Linked DNA regions of Homo sapiens: region 1 is linked to region 2. The links are chromatin loops, found by intact Hi-C in ENCODE. Cell type or tissue: ascending aorta. All regions are shown on one strand. Each heading gives the region's core, and the rest is flanking DNA. Links, peaks and the distances in the headings are about the cores only.

Region 1 (5,381 bases), core at 182-5,181, 63 kb before region 2:
ATGCCCACCTGCCTCCGGGTACAACATGCACATGGGGACATAATCTTGCAAAACATTCTGACATTATAGTGATCAAACAACAACTTCAGGACAGTAGGCAGAGTGAGAATTGTAGCCCTAGCTTTGGAATTTCAATGCAATTGAACAGCGGCTTACTAGGCCTTTACTATGTGCAGGTGCAATGGATACCGAGATGAATGAGGCAAGATGCGTGAACTCTAGCGGCCTTGGAAGAAGACACAGCCAAAGCTTGCATTTTGAAGTGGTAAAGATGAACCAACTGTGAGTGAGCTCTGAAGCCTCTGAGAAAGGAGCTGCCTGCCTGGGGGATCCCATCCTGGTATGTGTTTCAAGATGCAGATGACGCCACACCTTCTGACAGCTGTGGCTTCAAAAATGTTCCTTTTCACAGTTTTACATTCTCCCCACCCCAGTGGCTGGAGAGTGAACATTATTATGCCTTCTGATCAGTGTTTTTAAAGAAGCCTCCAGGTGACTCAGATGAAGTTGGGCAGTGTGCTTACAGTTCTTGCCAGTGATGAAAAGTACAAACAGAGCTTTCTCTGAACCTCAGGGCCAAGGAAAATTAAGTGCAGAAGGACACGTGGCCCTTCACAGTACACATGAGACAGACAAGCCACCACCTCAGAAAGACAGTTTTAAACAGATGTGGGGACTCTTCTTATCAGAACATCCCTCAGTCCCTCCATGTAGAAATCTGCTATCGGCCACAGGCAGGCCCCAACCTGCTATGGGGATGGGTCTGAATTGTTTCTGTAATTGCTATAAACATGTAAGCTAGATAAACAAGGTGCATTACTTTGGAAAGTTTCCCAGCCAGGATAAATTCCCAAGCAGAAATAAGCATATCAAAATCTTTGATCTCATTTTACAAAATACGACTAACTTCACACAGTTTTCAACACTTTATATGTGTCATCTTTGAATAAGATACGCATTAGAAATATGAATGATCCAGCTTCAGTCCAGCTACTTTAGCCATCTTTTTCTTGGGTCACAGACGTGCCCCATTTTCCTACGTGGCTCCTTTTGTAAAGCCCTCTCTCTTTTGTGGGCTGTTCAAACAGCCCAAGTTCAAACACTGGGGCCAGGCATTAAAGTAAAAGAAATCTGAAATAATTAGGCCTGGAAAACGAGGTGCCAAAAGCCCCAGATATCTTTGGAGTATTATTTCAGAAAACAGGAAACGCAGGTTTTCTTTTGGGCTCTGACATTTCAAGTTTCTCCATCATTTTTACCATCTGTAAAGTGTTGACTGTTCCAACCCCTCCCATCTATATCTCAGGCACATTAAGAATGATTCCAATTAATTGTAAATGAGTGCTCTAAATTCTTTTGGCAATGAGCCATAGAAATAAAGTATTTTGGATCATGCAGTTTTGCTTATTTCAGGAGAGCTGTGAGGTTCCCTCCCTTCTTCTTTTGTCTCCCCCAGTGCTCTCAAAGAGGAACCTAAGGCAACCAAGCCACTAGAAGCACAGATATTCTCAGACACGAACCTACCTCTTGATCGGTGAAAATCTCTATGAAGTTCTGGAAGGAGAAAGAGCCGGACTGGAGAATGAGCTCTCCGGTATTTTCAAAGCACTGCCCGGTCAGCACGAGCAGCTTGTGTCGGGCAGCATCAGTGATCATTAAGCGCACCTGAAATAAAGCACAGAACGTAGGCCCTGAGCCATGGGCAGTGCTGCCATCCCACCTTCAGGACAGGGCTAGCCTTCGGAGCCATGGGAGTTTATTACCAGCAAAAAGCATTCATTCCCCAAAGGTCTAATTTCTCCTGGAGGCCAGAAGAGCACGGGAGGGTTGAATGGATCCCTGGCTGTAGGATCATCCACAAAGCCAATAAGTGTAGTTATCAGTTTGCCCAAGAATGCCATTTTCAAAGTTTCTCTACAATCACGACAGTAGCGATAGTTGACTTTCTCCCCCTAGTTTCCTCCTCTTTTTCAAAGCAGTCTTCACAGCTGGTAATCATTTGTTCCACAGCTGTTAGAAATGTCTGCTAGCAGCACGTGGTCTGCGAAACCAGGGAAGACGGAACTATCTCACAGGCTGAATCACCATGTACAGTCCAGGTTCCCCAGTGGCCTCCTCAGTAAGCACGGTGTTCCAAACTAGGGTCCCAAACCAACCCCTCCCATATGCCCTTCCAAGGCGTGCAGCAAGCACACACACAGCTCCACGGCAGTCTCCAGTGGCATCAGTAAGGTGCTTGACATTGAATATAAAGAAAAGGCTGCCCCTAAATAGCAATCTTTGAGATAATTGCACATGGTTTGCGCTAAGGAACTCTCTGTGCACTTTTCAGTGGCAGGAAGCCAGCTGTCCTTCAGCAAACACCACTCTAAGCACCAAGGTATCCATTCTGAGCCCAGTTCATGAATGTTCAGCACATCCTACTTGCCAGGCATCATGTTAGGCACTGAGGGGAGGATACAAAAGTAAACAGACCATGACCCCTTACCCAAGAACCCCACAGTGTAATCATGCAAAAAACACATGTACCTAAGTAATTGTTTCAGCCCCATCTGCTCCACAGGCAAGCCTGGATTCCTTTTATAAAATTCCATATTTTTCCTTTCTCACAACTCTTCCGGGCAGTTTGCCTGGACATATATTAATTTTCCAGCTTTTTTTTTTTTTTTTCTCCTTTTGAGACAGGGTCTCACTCTGTTGCTCAGGCTGGAGTGCAGTGTGCAGTGGCGCCATCTCGGCTCACTGCAACCTCTGCCTCCTGGGTTCAAACAATCCTCCATCTCAGCCTCCTGAGTAGCTGGGACCACAGGCATGCAACACCATGCCCGGCTAATTTTTTGTATTTTTGGTAGAGACAGGGTTTTACCATGTTGCCCAGGCTGTAATTCTCCAGCTTTTTTCAAGCTGTAATTACTTCCCGATTCTGTTAGTAACAGAGATTGCTATCCCATCACTTTCCTCAGCTTCACACCTTCATGGATTGTCAGAGGTCCTGCTGATCTAAAGCAGGCAGAAGTCAGTCATGACAGGTGACATCACAACAGCCAAAAAGTGGAAGCAACTCAAGTGTCCGTCAACTGAGGAATGGATACACAGATGTGGGCTATCCATACACTGGCACTGTTCAGCCTGGAAACGAATGCAGTACTGACACATGCTACGACATGGATGAACCTTGAAACTGTTAGGCTAAAATAAGCCAGACACGCAAGGCCACATAGTATATCATTATATTTATATGAAATGTCCAGAATTGGCAAATCAGGACAGGCAGGTTCGCAGTTGTCGGCATCGGGGAAGAATGGAGACCGACTGCTGATGAGCTCAGGGCTTTTGGGGCGTGATAGACGTATTCTAGAATTAGATAAGGGTGATGGTTGCAAAACTTTGTAAATACACTAAAAACCACCAAATTACACACTTTAAAGGGATGAATTTTATGGTCCTTGAATTATATCTCCATTTACAAAAACAGGATACAGTCACAGAGATGCTCAAAGTGTGGGTAGAAGGGACGCTGCAAACAATGAAGGTTCCCAGGGACTTTGGCTGCTTTCATGTCCGAGAAGCAACTCTATCTCAAAAGCGCTCAACTATAATAAAGGAAGTGGAAAGTGGAGTGATAGCAACTCCTCTGGCCTGGGTGACCAGGGACTCTTGGCTTCAACCAAGTTCTTATGTCACACTGGGCTCCAAAATACCCAGTGACTCTCCATAGCAACAGTTTCATATGGTGGTAATAATAACAATCACAGCTAATATTTACATTTCAGTCATTATGTGCCATGCTCTGTTCTAAGCACTTGGCACTTCTAAGCACAACATTAAATATGAACATTAAATGTAGAAACTATTATGACCCCCATTTTACAGAGGTGCAAACGGAGACAAAGACAGTAAATAACTTGCTTGAGGCTCCCACCTAGTAAGAGGCAGATGTGGGATTATGAACCCAGGTGACCTGGTGCCAGCCCATGCTCCTGACCACTATGCTAGCCTGCCTTTCCACAGCGATAGGAGTGTGCAGGAGAGCTCTGAATGGGGCTTGCATTGAGATGCCATTCTTGAGATGCCATTCTTCTCCAGGTTTGCCCTGTATGTCGCGGCCTGAGGGCTTGCGTCTCTTTTCCCTAATACATCCCTATCAGACTCCATCCCAGCAGCACTCCCCACCACCCCCAGCATAAATACCCCAAATTCATACTCCCTTGCCTGGACAAAATCTTACAGTTCCAGCTACTATCTTCTTCTTTGTCCTTATCAGGAGGAGTGGTCTGGATGGTACCGATGCAGGGAACCAGCCACTTAATGGGGGTTGAGAAAGACCTCTTAACCCAGAACTTCTCTCTGTTGTGTCCCTCTCCTGCCCCCATTTGCCCAGCCCTTCTAATCCACTGGGTCCCTATCCAGTGTGTGGGGCCCGGCCCCAGATTCTACAGAGCTGAATGCTTACCTCGGTGCTGACTGCTTCATCAGAAGGGTTGATCAGGACCACTGTTTCTAAAACGTCACTTCGGTGATGAAGGATCTTTTGTCCTGCAGGCACAAAAACACAAACAAAAGAGGAGACCTTTAGCTTTTCCAGATAAAAACTGCCCTGCCTGCTCCTGGGACAGCAGAGGAATTTCTGCCTCCGACGTGGTACACAGCACTGAAATTCTCTACATCATCTTGGGAAACACAATTGGTGCTATTAAAAAAGAGGGTGCAGCCACTAGTAGGTTCCTCCCCAGGCTGGGTTTGTGTGGTCGGGGGCTCCTCCCGCTCTCACACTCTCCAGTTTTCAGGGTCGGTCTAGGCAGCCTCCTTGCGGTAATGGCGGTTTTCATCTGAGACAAGGGTGGGTGCCAGGAAAACTCAACGGGGCTCTTGACATTTCCTTTCTCATGGTAATTGGGGATGTTTCTCCGTATCAGCCTTTCTTCTGGTGAGAACTGCACTGAGATTAATTAGGAGCCTTATTGTGAAATGAATGACATCCAGAAACCCCAGCTAACAATTAGCCCAACAACCAGAATGGCTGTCTGAGGCAGGCTTACAGTCTGTTGGAGTATTCATTAATTAATTCACTTGCTCATAGGAAACTGGAGACACCGTAAGCAAATGAAAAGTGGAGAACAACCCTCCCATGAAACAGGGTGGCCAAACTGCCTCCTAAAAACATGCACAGTGGACAGAGAACAACAAAGCAAGGCGTTGGTGTGATGACCGCCTGTCTAAGGAGGGCTGAAACCCTGCGGGGCTGTGGCTCCACAACGCTGACTCCCCCTGCTCACAGGTCCTAGGGTCATTCGGTGGCTGAACCAGCCCTCCAGCCAAAGTGGATGGAGACCTGTGCATGACCTTCTATGAAGACTCCCCCTCCCTGGACAATGGGATGA
Region 2 (5,381 bases), core at 100-5,099:
TTTCTCTCATGTATGCAAACACACACACACAAACACATATGCACATTATACTAAACTAACTACAAGGCACTTGAGCATCTTGTGGGGCTGCTGGAACTTCACACCAAATACCACTTTCAATTGAATTGCACCACCAAAAACTCCTAGTATTTGAGCTGGGAAACTATCTGGAATTCTAGATAAAAAAGCGGTTGCTACATCATCCCTAAACAGGCATCGAGCTCCATTAAAAAGAGGAAGAATTCTCTTAGGCAGTTTTCACATCTTTCACACATCAAAACTTCCAAGTGAGAGGTTTTTAAAAGGCACAAGAGACAACTGCTCAAAATGGCTCTGCACTAAGGAAGCATTGTTCGCCTGGGTTCCAGAACTTATTTGATCTTTAATTTTATTGCAATAAGGATAACTTCTCCAAATGTGACATTCCCATTGATGGATACACTTCAGGATCCAAAAAGCCACATCTATGTAGAGCAGTGTTCCTGGGGCCAGGTGCACTAAAAACGTGTTGCTCCCTCAGGGGAATAGCTGTTCCTTCCTCGCACTATCCACGTGAGAAGCCAACAAGAAATCTGAATTTGAGCCACAATGCTCAACAGTGGCGTGTTTACTCACAGCTCCCATTGAAAACCTGTTTTATTGAGAAAGAAATGGCCAGATTAATGGCAAAGTGCGTGTTTAGAGGACTTCCCTCTATGACAACAAAGACAGTCCTCAGGATGTTCATATTTCGTCTTAACCCCTCAGGAATGCAAGGCAGCAATTTTGAGAGGCAACCTCAGCTTGAGTGTTTCAAATGAGGTGCGGTACAACTGCAGAGAGGAGCCACATTCAATAAAACACTACCCTAGCTTTTCAATTTTCATTCCTAATTACTTACTTTTATTTTTAAATCACATGTAGACGCTCTTGTTGCATTTTCTATAAGCATCAATTTCACCAGTCCTGACTATAGGCAATCCTTTAACCTAGAAGAGTTTATTAAAATAACATTATTATTGTCTTGTATTTATGTTAATTTCTCCAGTCCCTGTGGTGCACTAAGTGCGCTTCCCCAGAGTACCTCTTACTTTCTCACGTTTCTCTCAGACCAAGGAAATCTGACTTCACATGCAATAGAAATTACCCTTAGATCACAGCCGAGAAAACAAAAGGGGTAAGCCCTGGAGTATGATGTCTGGGGATACTTGATCGTTGCCTAGGTAGCATTTAATTAGTCCTGGGTTGCAGCTGGGAGTGGGGTGCTGGTACCTGGGTAACCTTTGTCATTGTGACTAAACCCATGGTTGAACAATCAAAATGCAATGCTTATTATACTCTCCATTTTCACCCCTTTCTTCTTTAGGAATTAGACACACACACTCTCTCTTTCTCTCTCTCTGACACATATACACAGTTCGCAAATTAAGAGAACTCTCACGCTGGGCAGGGTGACTCACACCTGTAATCTCAACACTTTGGGAAGTGGGGGCAGGAGGATCGCTTGAGGCCAGGAGTTCAAGACCAGACTGGGCAACAGAGTGAGACTCCTTCTCTACAAAATAATTTAAAAACTAGCTGGGCATAGGCCGGGTGCGGTGGCTCACGCCTGTAATCCCAGCACTTTGGGAGGCCGAGGCGGGCAGATCACGAGGTCAGGAGATCGAGACCATCCTGGCTAACACAGTGAAACCCTGTCTCTACTAAAAATACAAAAAATTAGCCGGGCGTCGTGGCGGGCGCCTGTAGTCCCAGCTACTCGGGAGCCTGAGGCAGGAGAATGGCGTGAACCTGGGAGGCATAGCTTGCAGTGAGCCGAGATCGCACCACTGCACTCCAGCCTGGGCGACAGAGTGAGACTCCATCTTCAAAAAAAACTAAAAAAAAAACAAAAAAAACAAATTAGCTGGGCATAGTGGCAGGCTGGTAGTCCCAGCTATTTCAGAGGCTGAGACGAGAGGGTAGCTTCATCCCAGGAGGCAGAGACTGCAGTGAGCTGTAATTGCACCACTGCACTCCAGCCTGGGTGACAGAGGGGAGAACCTGTCTCAAAAACAAAAAGAGATTAAAAAAATAAAAAGAAACTCTCTTTCTTTGTTGAGAAACACAGTGAATTTTAAAGCTGTGAATGACTTATTTTCCCAACAAAATTATAAACAGTGGGAAATACTTCATTCTTCCAAATATTCCCTTACAGTTGCTTTCTTATTAATAAGCACTCAAAAACATTACTTGGCACTTTTAAAGTGATCTATTAGTTTATGCTTTATTCTTCATCTTCCACCATTATTTCTAGTAGGCTACCATAGGTGCTGAACAAACTGCCCCAGAGGAAGACCAAAAAGCAGGCAGAAAAAGCAAAGAGACTGTGCTTGCTTGATGGTTTGCTGTTGCTGCATACTTAAAAAAAACCTTTAAAAAAAAACTCTACTAACAAAAATCATGAGCTCTCTTTGGTCTCTGGAGATGAAGACAAAAGCAGTGACACTCAGCATGAGGTGCTGTCCTTGGTTAGCAGCTGTCGTGGAACGCACTTAGTTGGGTTTAATGGAGGGGTTATTGACATCTCCTAAAATGGCTCCTGGGCCCAGGCAGCCCATTTTCTGCTACCTTCCTGCCTATGCCTGTCTATGCTGAGTGGTTCCACAGTGCCCATTAGGAACTGCGTGAGAGCCATTACAGTCAGCAGAGTAAAACATCCTTTCCACTCTTAAAAAAAAAAAAAAAAAGTGAGATGAATAGGTATTTCTAGGGTGGTCTGAAAGAGCCCATTATTAACTACCCTGAGGAATGAGGAAGCCTGAACATGGCAGTGAAATGCCATTTTATTCCTTTCTGCTGGCCACACCTGCACCAAGGGAAAAAATTCCCTTGTATGTGAGGATCTGGATATAAAGAATCCTGAAATTTGAAAGTTGACCAAGATGTAAAGCTTGCAGGAATTATGCCTTATGCTGCGTACACTATAAAATTCTAATCTTCTCCTTGGAAGGTCTGGCTCTTTCACCGCTAGAAAAGGATGCAGGTGGGGGTGACTGGGCTGTCTGCTGCTTGGGCGGCAAAGTCTCAATGGGAGCACTGGGGTGAGAGCGGACAGCATGAGGAGCTGCCGATCACTCTGTTCCCTGCAACCGGGCCAGGAGGGCTCAGGGCACGGGGCAAGTGGGAGAAAGGCTAGGGATTTGCATTAAAATGGGACTCTCCTTCCCAGGCAGGCAGCAATGACCTCAAGGAATATTAAACAGAGATCTGGTTACCTTAACGAATATAATGCTCTCTATTTGTCATTTTCTTCTAACATACCACGATTTCTCCTATAACCTTGTATGATGATGCAATGAGGAAAGATGAGCAGAGCCTCACAGGCATGGGGACAAGTACCTAGACCTGTGCGTGTACACAAACAACACAGAAAACATGAGGATAAAGAATCGGCTGTCCCTCTGAAATTGCAGGTTCCCTGAGGGTGAGTCAGCCCCTTGAATGCCGCTAGAACATATATTTGTGTGCCTTATTGTTTAAAGGTTGGAGCAGGGCTGAAAACACATTCATTACTCCCTGTCATAGAGCAGTTGATGTATTCTAGGCACATACAATTAAGCTATAATTCTACACACAACAGACTAAACACACAAGTCTAGACAGAGAAAGATGGCTTAAAATATTCTTAGACCTTTTCTAAGAGTATTTTCTCATTTTCTTATCACTCAACTGGTAAATATTAGTTGTAACCCGTGCCTCATTAATGTCAAAGGGAGAAGATTCGCATGACTGAAATTCAAAGGGCTGATTCTAATTCTCCATCGAAAACCAATCTCCAGGCAAGATGTTTTTAGCAATCACTCAGCACAAATCTAAAGATGCTCAGCTGTGGTTCGTTTATCTTCTAGGAAAAAGGCATCGGTTCTTAAAACAAAACTGCCCATATACACCATCCATCACATTTTATGATGATTTTTGTGAATGTGATCTAGATGTTATAAAACTAGTGACAAAATGTAAATATATCAAGGTCTTACTGTGTATTCAGCTAAGAAAATAAACCACAAGAAATCTGTTTCTTAAACCTGGCAACGTCTATAGTCACCTGTTGATTGGTGAGAGCAGAAGAGAAAAGCGAGTGTAGAACGGCGTGGAGGGAGTGACCATGGATGGGTTATCATAGCAAGGAGGCAGGCCAGCCCTCAAACTGTGCACACGTTCCCTGACAGCCCTTGCGTGGGCACCCACAGGACCATTTTGCAAATGGTCTCCAACCCCCTCTCAGGCTCTGCTTTACCAGCCAGCACTTTAAAGCATTGCCGGCTTTTTGCTCTCAAGCCCAAAGGACCTTAGAAGCTCAGCCATAGAATGTTGTCACCCTTTACACATAGTCAGCAGCTCTGCGCCTTCTGAGAATGCTGAAAGCAGTCGTTTCTCTGAGAAACATCTTTAATACAAATTTAAAATTACTACAAAAAGGAAACTAGCCAAATATCAATACCCGGTATTTCCCACGGATAATAACAATCACCAAATATACAAGTCAAATAGATACTCCAGAAGGGAGACAGCACTCGTTCACATTTGTTTCCATGTGACAAGCCCTGTCTTAAGAGCTTTACACACTTTAATTCATTTGATCTGCATTGAAACTATGAGGTGGGGCCGGGCGCAGTGGCTCACGCCTGTAATCCCAGTGCTTTGGGAGGCTGAAGTGGGCGGATGATGAGGTCAGGAGATCGAGACCATCCTGGCTAATGCAGTGAAACCCCGTCTCTACTAAAAATACAAAAAAAAATAGCCAGGCATGGTGGTGGGCGCCTGTAGTCCCAGCTACTCGGGAGACTGAAGCAGGAGAATGGTGTGAACCCGGGAGGCGGAGCTTGCTGTGAGCCGAGATTGCGCCACTGCACTCCAGCCTGGGCAACAGAGCAAGACTCTATCTCAAAAAAAAAAAAAAAAAGAAAGAAACTATGAGGTGGAACTGATCATCCTTGTTTACAAACAAGAAGACTGAAAACGGTTAGTTAACTTGTCCAAGATGACACAGCAAATAAACCGTGGGGTTAAGATCAAACAAGGCAGTTTGACTCCAGAATCTGTACTCTTCATCATTATGCTAGGCTGCTGATGAGGAGTCAGATGATCAAAATTTTTAAATTATTTTAATAGGCAGATAAAAGTGGCAAAATTAAGGGAAAAAATAAAAATTGAAACTGATTTTCAGTCTGACATCACTTGTCCTGAGAATAGTTTTTATTTGTTTGCTTGTTTCAAAATGATGTCTGTCTACGACAGATAATTATGGGGCACTTCTTACAACCCCTGGGAGATATCCTTCTTTACTACTATACATAGACAGTCCTAAAGTTACATTTGGGAAAGAAGCAAATGGCAACGGAAAATGAAATAAACCCTGT

Evidence for each region. Peaks named below come from ENCODE experiments on the same cell type or tissue, not always from the same donor. Only the 100,000 strongest peaks of a DNase experiment are listed, where the experiment ranks them.
Region 1: a loop joins it to region 2, with 2.1 times the contacts of the local background. A loop is called at or near these places in 7 of 110 quality-filtered maps.

The regions. Positions count from the first base shown.
Region 1 is chr5:72,182,898-72,188,278 of GRCh38, reverse strand. It overlaps MAP1B (microtubule associated protein 1B), which reads right to left. Exons shown (of 7, transcript NM_005909.5): 3 at 4,454-4,536; 4 at 1,525-1,665. Among named protein-coding and RNA genes, the nearest start is that of MIR4803, 16 kb to the right of the region's middle. In ascending aorta, for the core only: no CTCF peak of the experiment used is centred there; a DNase peak (open chromatin) is centred at 2,295; H3K4me3 peaks cover 3,941 bases; H3K27ac peaks cover 4,838 bases.
Region 2 is chr5:72,119,969-72,125,349 of GRCh38, reverse strand. All of the region lies in intron 2 of MAP1B (microtubule associated protein 1B), which reads right to left. Among named protein-coding and RNA genes, the nearest start is that of MAP1B, 15 kb to the right of the region's middle. RefSeq lists an enhancer at 2,569-3,072. In ascending aorta, for the core only: no CTCF peak of the experiment used is centred there; no DNase peak of the experiment used is centred there; H3K4me3 peaks cover 2,386 bases; H3K27ac peaks cover 5,000 bases.